Linked DNA regions of Homo sapiens: region 1 is linked to region 2. Evidence: read pairs that join two places in POLR2A ChIA-PET (ENCODE). Cell type or tissue: OCI-LY7. All regions are shown on one strand. Each heading gives the region's core, and the rest is flanking DNA. Links, peaks and the distances in the headings are about the cores only. Region 1 has its middle 37 kb from the start of ARRDC2. Region 2 overlaps FCHO1-AS1 (FCHO1 antisense RNA 1).

Evidence for each region. ChIA-PET counts read pairs that join two places held together with the same protein. Peaks named below come from ENCODE experiments on the same cell type or tissue, not always from the same donor. Only the 100,000 strongest peaks of a DNase experiment are listed, where the experiment ranks them.
Region 1: POLR2A ChIA-PET joins it to region 2 with 12 read pairs; 2 of 35 experiments call an interaction of 5 or more read pairs at or near these places.

The regions. Positions count from the first base shown.
Region 1 is chr19:18,043,121-18,047,503 of GRCh38, forward strand. No RefSeq gene overlaps it. Among named protein-coding and RNA genes, the nearest start is that of ARRDC2, 37 kb to the left of the region's middle. In OCI-LY7, for the core only: a CTCF peak has its summit at 2,219; DNase peaks (open chromatin) are centred at 2,041 and 2,461; H3K4me3 peaks cover 930 bases; H3K27ac peaks cover 2,523 bases.
Region 2 is chr19:17,745,533-17,749,915 of GRCh38, forward strand. It overlaps FCHO1-AS1 (FCHO1 antisense RNA 1), which reads right to left. Exons shown (of 5, transcript XR_007067152.1): 3 at 3,751-3,831. It also overlaps a transcript of FCHO1 not described here. Among named protein-coding and RNA genes, the nearest start is that of FCHO1-AS1, 3.7 kb to the right of the region's middle. RefSeq lists a silencer at 1,998-2,417. In OCI-LY7, for the core only: no CTCF peak of the experiment used is centred there; DNase peaks (open chromatin) are centred at 2,059, 3,370 and 4,229; H3K4me3 peaks cover 2,463 bases; H3K27ac peaks cover 2,351 bases.

The DNA of each region.
Region 1 (4,383 bases), core at 288-4,287, 300 kb after region 2:
GTGAGCCAAGACCACGCCACTGCACTCCAGCCGGACCACAGAGGGAGTTTTCACCTCAAAACAAAACAAAAAGACTAGTTACAAATTAGGGGAAGGTATTTGCAATATACTCAACAGATGGAGGAATACTATCAAACCTACATAAATAATTCCTATAATGCCATCCAGGCACGGTGGCTCACGTCTATAATCCCAGCGCTTTGGGAGGCTGAGGTGGGTGAATCACCTGAGGTCAGGAGTTCGGGACCAGCCTGGCCGACATGGTGAAACCCCATCTCTACTAAAAATACAAAAATTAGCCAGGCATGATGGCAGGCACCTGTAATCCCAACTACTCAGGTGGCTGAGGAAAGAGAATCACTTGAACCCGGGAAGCGGAGATTGCAGTAAGCTGAGATCATGCCACTGCACTCCAGCCTGGGTGACAGAGTGAGACTCAGTCTCAAAACAAAACAAAAAGACAAGTTACAAATTAGGGGAAGATATGTGCAATATACTCAATGGATGGAGGAATACTGTCAAACATATATAAAGAATTCCTATAATGAACACCACAAAGAACACAGAGTAGGAATTCACGAAGGAGGAAGCACAAGTGGCAAAGAGATGATCAACATTTACTGAGGATCAGGAAGATGCAAATTAAAACACCAGGTAGATGCCATTTGATTGGCAAAAGCTACAAAATCCACCAATACCAAGTGATTCCCCAAGATGTATTCATGAGAAACTCACAAATGGCTGTGGGAGGGTGCATGCTGCTGACACTTGGGAAAAACCTCTGGAGTTTCCAAGTGTCTCTGAGTCCACAACCCACATGCTCCAGAAATCCGCAAAGAGAAATACCTTCCTGCTCCTGGCCAGAGTGCCGGAGGTAAGCACTACCCTCTCAGACCTGGAGGACCTGCAGGAGGACAGGTGAGTTTTTACTTGGGGTTGGAGAGGGGGCTGTGTAAGTTTCCTGGGGCTAATGTAACAAATTTGCACAACCTGGGGGGCTCCAGACAACAGAAATTTATTCTCTCCCAGTTTTGGAGAGAAGTCTGAAATCAAGATAATTGCCTGGGTTGATTCTTTCCAGTGGTTTGAGATGTTTAAATGAGCTAATACCTGGTACACACTAAACACTTAGTACCAGTGTACTGGGAGAATAATAAAATGCAGGAATACAGCAAAGCATAAAATAAGCATTGATTGTTGATTGGATGAGTGATTAAGACTAAGTGAAGGGCCAGGTGCTGTGGCTGATGCCTATAATCCCAGCACTTTTGGAGGCCGAGGAGAGCGGTTCAGCTGAGGTCAGGGGTTCGAGACCAGCCTGGCCAACATGGCAAAACCCCATCTCTACCAAAAATACAAAAATTAGCTGGGCGTAGTGGCGCATGCCTGTAATCCCAGCTACTCAGGAGGCTGAGGCAGGAGAATTGCTTGAACCCTGGGAGGCGGAGGTTGCAGTGAGCCGAGATCACGCCACTGCACTCCGGCCTGGGTGATGGAGTGAGATTGTTTCAAAAAAAATAAAATAAAATAAAAAATAAGTGGAGGCTGGGCGCAGTGGTTCATGTCTGTAATCCTGGCACTTTGGGAGGCTGAGGCAGGCAGATCACTTGAGGTAAGGAATTTGAGACCAGCCTGGGCAACATGGTGAAACCCTGTCTCTACTAAAAATACAAAAATTAGCCAAGCGTGGTGGCGTGTGCCTGTAGTCCTAGCTACTTTGGAGGCTGAGGCTGCAGTGAGTTTGAACCTGGGAGGCAGAGGTTGCAGTGAGCTGAGATCGCGCCACTGTACTCCAGCCTGAGCGACAGAGCAAGACTCTTCTCAAAAAAAAAAAAAAAAAAGACTAAGTGGAGATGAGGGTTCAGTGCACCCCCATCTCCTGGCCCTGCTGCCCATGAGCCAGACCCTGAGCTGACAGATTGGTGCCCATTTCCTCTTATGGATTGATACGGGGCTCTTACCTCTGGGTTTGCTCAGCCCAGCAGCAGGCAGTCAGAGCCAGAAGTTGTTTGCAAACCGAAACCGGTCTGCGGCTTGGGCCACCTACTTGTGAAACCAGCTGTCGCTGTTTTTCCTCCCTGTGAGAAAGTCCCCCAGTAAAGCTGCGCGGGGGAGGAGAAGGAGGGTGGAGGAGGGCCGAGTAGCTTCCTGGGAGACCTTGGGGTGTGGAGGCGCTGCTCTGGACTTTGGTTTGCCCATCTGCAACTGGGCACCATGGGGAAAGGGGATTGCAGGCTCCTGGCTGGGGAGTTTGGATTTGGGGATGCTGGACAAGTGACTTCACCTCTCTGAGCCTCAGTTTCCTTATCTGTGAACTAGTGAGAAACACATGGCCACCAGAGCTGCTGCAAAGGGGCATGTCCCTCTCTTCATTCAGGCCTTGGCCCCAAATGTCGCCTATTCCAGGAAGCCCTCCAGGACTGCCTGATCAGGAAACACCCTCCCTCTGCTGCATCTGGTCATGTATTCTACTTTATTCATCACACTTTTCAACACCTGATTCCACATTACAGATGCATCGCTTCAGGTGCATAATGTCCTCTGGGTCCCACCTTTGTCCCCAGACCATGAGTCCTACAAGGGCAAGATTGCTCTCAGTTGTCCCCGGCTGTGTCCCCAGACCACAGCCCAGGGCCTAAAGCACAGCAGGCATCTGGGGAAACATTTCTTTTTATCAGCATAAGATTATTATCTGTGAGCACACTCATTAAGCCCCGGCTGTGTACAGGAGCCAGCGACACCACCATGAATGAGATACAAATTCTTTTTTTTTTCTTTCTTTTTTTTTTTTTAGACGGAGTCTCATTCTGTTGCCCAAGCTGGAGTGCAGTGTGGCACAATCTCAGCTCACTGCAACCTCCACCTCCCAGGCTCAGGTGATTCTCCCGCCTCAGCCTCCCAAGTAGCTGGGATTGGTAGCTGGGACTACAGGCTCCCACCACCACACAGTTAATTTTTGTATTTTTCAGCAGAGATGAGATTTCACCATGTTGGCCAGGCTGGTCTTGAACTCCTGACCTCAAGTGATTCGCTCACCTCAGCCTCCCAAAGTGCTGGGATTATAGGCATGAGTCACCGCGCCTGGCAGAGATACAAATTCCTGATGGCAGAGGAGGGAGAGAGAGTGTGGGTGACGATGACAATTGAACTGAGACCCAAAGGAGGTAGGGGAGACATATGGGCGTCTCTGGGAAGATGGTCCCCGGGAAAGCACAGCCTTTAGACAGGCCCCGAGGCAGGAGCCTGTCTGACTCACCGGAGGAGCTTGGAGGAGGCTGAGGTGGCCTAAGTCGATTAAGCAGGGTGGGGAGGGAAGAGGCGATGGTGCCGTGAGACCAAGCAGGGCCTTGAGGTCTGGGGGGAGAACTTTGGCTTTTACTCTGAGGAAGGTGGGAGCCACAGAGGCTTCTAGACAGAAGAAGGACAAGCCGGACTCAGGATACCAGGGTGGGGGTATCTGTGGGGGATAAAGGGAGAAGCGAGGAGACCACAGAGGGGTGCCACTGCTGGTCCTAAGGAGCAATGATAGTCTGGACCAGGGAGAAGGGACCTTCATGAGAAGGGATCGGATGTGGGAGCAATTTTGATGGTGGATGGGTGGAGGAAGAAGATTCAGGGGCACCAGTGTGAGCCCATCTCACAAGGGAGGAAACTGAGACTCTGGGGACAGAGGGATCTCAGTAAAGGAGAAACTGGAAGAAACCAGTGGAACGTTCAGAGGTGACCAGGGTCCAGGAGGGAGCCCCCGCACCTCCCTGAGTCACAGAGATTGCCAGCTTCCTCCTGATGCAACCTGACCTTCCATCTCTCTCTTTGTTTGTTTGTTTGTTTGTTTTGAGACAGAGTCTCACTCTGTCACCCAGGCTGGGGTGCAGTGGCACGATCCCTGCTCACTGCAACCTCTACCTCCCATGTTCAAGCAATTCTACTGCTTCAGCCTCCAAAGTAGCTGGGATTACAGATACACACCACCACACTGGGCTAATTTTTGTATCTTTAGTAGAGACGGGGTTTCGCCATGTTGGCCAGGGTGATCTTGAACCCCTGACCTCAAGTGATCTGCCTGTCTTGGCCTCCCAAAGTGCTGGGATTACAGGCGTGAGCCACCGCACCCGGCCTCTCTTTGATTTTATCTCTATAATTTCCATCCCTGTCAGAGGGAAGAGGCTCCACCACCTACAGACACCGATAGGCCTGACTCGGCTTCCCACAGATTCATTTACTAACCCCAAACCCCAAGACATGGGTACCAACACTGTTTTACAGATGGGGAAACTGAGGCTCATATAGGCGAAGTGGTTTTCCAGGCAGAGGCAGGATTAGAACCCTGAGCCTTGGCTCTAGACCCCTGCTCTTGAGATGGCACTCTGCTGGGGGTCATCA
Region 2 (4,383 bases), core at 265-4,264:
TACAGTGGCTCACGCCTATAATCCCAGCACTTTGGGAGGATGAGCGGGGAGGATGGAGTGAGCTCAGGAGTTCAAGACCAGCCTAGGCAACATGGTGAAACTCCGTCTGTACAAAAAAATACAAAAATTAGCTGGACGTGGTGGTGCGTGCCTGTAATCCCGGCTACTTGGGACACTGAGGTGGGAGGATTGCTTGAGCCCGGGAGGCAGAGCTTGCAGTGAGCTGAGATGGCACTACTGCACTTCAGCCTAGGTGACAAGAGCAAGACCCCGTCTCACCAAATAAATAAATTAATAATAATAATAATAATAGGCCGGGTGCAGTGGCTTACACCTGTAATCCCAACACTTTGGGAGGCCGAGGTGGGCGGATCATGAGGTCAGGAGATCAAGACCATCCTGGCTAACACGGTGAAACCCCGTCTCTACTAAAAATACAAAAAATTAGCCGGGTGTGGTGGCGGGTGCCTGTAGTCCCAGCTACTTGGGAGGCTGAGAATGGCGTGAACCTGGGAGGCAGAGCTTGCAGTGAGCCAAGATCATGCCACTGCACTCCAGCCTGGGTGACAGAGCGAGACTCTGTCTCAAATAATAATAATAATAATAATAATAATAGACCAGGCACAGTGGCTCATGACTGTTAATCCCAGCACTTTGGGTGGCTGAGGTGGGAGGATTGCTTTAGCCCGGGGGTTTGATACCAGCCTGGGCAACATAGGGACACCCTGTCTCTATTAAAAAAAAAAAATTAAAGAAAAAAATAATAGGAGAAGCTGGGTGTTGGGTATACAGGAACTCTCTGTACTCTCTTCACAATAATTCTAAAACTGCTCTAAAATAAAAGGTTTATTTGGAAATAAAAGGAACTGGCCAGTTTCAGTGCTTCACGCCTGTTGTCCCAGCATTTTGGAAGGCTGAGGTAGGGGGATCGCTTCAGCCTGGGAGTTTGAGGCTGCAGTGAGCTATGATCACACCACTGCACTCCAGCCTGGGCAACTGAGCAAGACCTCGTCTCTAAACAAAGAAAGAAAGAAAAGAAAGAACAACTACAGTTGCCTTGGAGAATAGGGATTGTCTAGGGCTGGGATGGAGGGAACAAGAAACACAAATAAGAAACCGAGTTGGCATCCAGGCTGAAGACAATTGGGTCTTCGCTGGGACCACTATGGGGTGTAGGAAAATGGACAATTTGGAACTGTTTCAGAGACACTGAATCCACGGGATGAAATGCTGGTAATGAAGGGAAGAGAAGATCCTTAGGGCCTCCCAAGCTTCTGGTCTGTGCTCCTGGGCTGCCCTGACTGAGCCTGGGAGGCTGGTGGAGGGGCAAGAAAATCAGCCGGGTGCCCTGTCCCTAAGCAGAGGGTAGGATGGGGGACTGGCGGGTGTTGTGTAAGTTTATATTTTCTTTTTCTTTGTTTTTGTTTGTTTGTTTGTTTGTTTTTTAAGACGAAGTCTCACTCTTGTCGCCCAGGCTGGAGTGCAGTGATGTGATCTCGGCTCACTGCAACCTCCGCCTCTCGGATTCAAGTGATTCTCCTGCCTCGGCCTCCCAAGTAGCTGAGATTACAGGCGCCTGCCACCATGCCCAGCTAATTTTTGTATTTTTAGTAGAGACAGGGTTTCACCATGTTGGTCAGGCTGGTCTCGAACTCCTAACCTCAAGCGATCGAGTTCGAACTCCAAAAAAGAACTATCATATGGCATATGAGGGGATGACCTCCTCTGCAAGGTGCCGGATCCCGGGGCTGCCCTAGGCCGGCTGCAGACTTGCTGTGTGGCCTCCAAGCAAGATCTTGCCCTCTCTGAGCCTCAGATTTCCCATTTGTAAAATAAAGACCAATAATGTCCAGGTTACAGGCTTGTGGGGGGTCATCAACTGAGCCCTGCCTGTTCGCTCAATAAACGTTGGTCGCTCCTTACTCCTTACCACTGAGTCTCAGGGCGAAAGAGTGGCGCCTGTCTCTTTAAATTATGCAAATAGACTGCGGGTGGCGTAAGGGGGGGAACATAAAAAGGAGCCTAGTCTTCGGCTGGACCAATCAGCGCGCTGAGCTGGCGGAGCTGGGCGCCTAAATGGCCCAATGGGGGGCCGCGCGGGATCAGAGCCCGCCCTGCCTCCTGGCGCCGTCGCGGGGGTGGGGACTTTCTAGGCCACGCCCCGGGGGCGGAGCCCGCCGGCAGCCGCGCCGCAGCCGCGGAGGGAGGGGCGGGGCGGGCTCCGGTGTCAGCGACCAAGCCGCAGGTGGCGGCGAGCGCGGGGCTCGGCCCGAGCTCAGGAGGTGAGTGTTGCCCCCCGGAACCCCCTGGGATACCCTGGCCCGCGCAGCCTCCCACGCGCACCGTGCCCTGCAGCCCCGGCGGCTGCGGAGGGCAAAGGCGCGGCGGGACGCGAGGGATGGAGAGCAGGGGGTTGGGGCTACGCGGTGGGCGCCCCGGCTTCCCCCTCCAAGTGGTAATTGGGGGTCCGCAGGCGAAAATGGGGACCGCTCCCCAAATCCCCCGTCTCCTGGCCTAGAACCGAGCGTGCACGGGGGCGGCGACGACGCGAGACCCCTCCCCAAATTCTTTTATTCTAAGCCTAGGTCTGGGTTCTGGGGCTGCAAAGATGGGGGCGCCGCTCCCCTTCCAGCCTGGAACCCTGGGCGGTGGCTGAGATGGGGACCACCCGCAGATTCCCTCTTCCCAGCTCCGGCCTGCAGACCACCGGGGACCGAGACGAGGGACCCCTTCCCTTTTCCTCCACTGTGAACCCCTATCCAGGCCTGGTGGCTGGAGGAGCTGGGGTGTCACCTGGCCCCTCCTCTAATCTGCCCCATCCCAGTCCTCCACCTTAAGGATGGGGTGGGGGGCGTTTCACTGGCATCTTCTGTGGGGACCCCAAGGTTGGAATTTTGGGGAGGAGGTCACTGTGGGGTCCCCTGCCTGGCACGGTTTATCCAGGCCAGGCCTTGAAGGGCCTGGAGCCTGGACTTGGGGGGGGGGTCCCTCTTTTACTGAGGGGCGGGGTGTACAGCTAGCATCTGTTTCTGGGGATTAAAATAAATCGAGGTAAATTAGGATCTTGCCAGAGGCTGGCTGTGAGTGGGGTGCGGAGGAGGCTTGGGGGGTGGGGGACCCCTCCATCTGCCTTGGATCCCCCGAGTCACCTGCCCCAGCTGCACTGGGGACCAGGAGGCAGTGTCGAATGGACCTGCTTCACTGGTGACCTTGGGCAGGTGACAGCACCTTTCTGAACCTCGGTTTCCTCTTTTGAAAATTGAGGTTGGGAGCTTCGGACCCTGCATTTTACAGATTCTGAACTCACCCAGCCCACATTTTGTCCAATGGTGATTCACTCTTTTGCTTAACATGTGGGTGGTTTGGGGTCAAGACAGCATTGGGTTTGGAGACCCTCCCACAGTGCCTTGCTATCCTCTCAGCCTCAGTTTACTGCACTGCAAAATGGGTTGATGATGACACTCTGATATTGGGGCTGAGGGCATGGGGACAGGGAGTAAAACATAGGACCAAGCTGCAATGGCTGGGATGGGGCATCGCCACCCTGGTCTCACCATTGGGGCCACTTAGGGCACACCCTGACCCACATACCATCACCCACGCCAGGGGTGAACCTGTTCTCGGGCGAGGTCCTGGGCAGGAGGGGGTGGGAGTTGCCAGGCCAGCTCATTCCCTGTCCCTTGGAGCGCCCTCCCAGTGGTGGGCATGGGGCTGGGAGTCTGACACCCCCAGGTTTGAATTTGCCTCTACCTGTGTGTGTGTTTTTCCCTTGGTGCCTTTGTTTGTTCTTCTGTGAAATGGGCTGAATTCCTCTGGGAAGATGGGAGGAGTCTGTGGGAGGAGGAAGCTCTGTAAATACAGACATGATTATTATAATATTAATGACAGTATTAGTGCTCTTTAAATCGGGTCACAGCTGACCAGGAGGAGGGAGGGGAAGGGGGAGTCTATCAAAGGCATTGCCTGAGGAGACTCCAGCACCTGGGAAAGTTGGGTACACAGTAGGCATTCAATAGATGTTTGCCAAATGAAGTGAGGAAGAGGGAGGGGACCCATGGGGAGGACAGAAAATTTCTGAGAATCCCTGGCTCAGATTCCCACTTGGTGGCCCGAGTCACTGTGTGACCTGGGGCACGTGTCTCAGTTTCCCCATCGTGGTGCTGGTTGAGATAAGATACTGCCTTGAGGTGTGGTGACGAGAATCAAGCCAGATTGTCTGTGATCGCAGCCCAGGTGGCGAGGCCAAGAGGGGAGACATGACATAGTGGGTCATTGAAACAGCATGGTACCTGCTTGAACCAAGTGACTGGTCCGTGGGAAGGATGAGAAAACCCTTGCTACTGGCCCTACTGTACATACACTGGGGTCCAAGAGAGAGGGAAA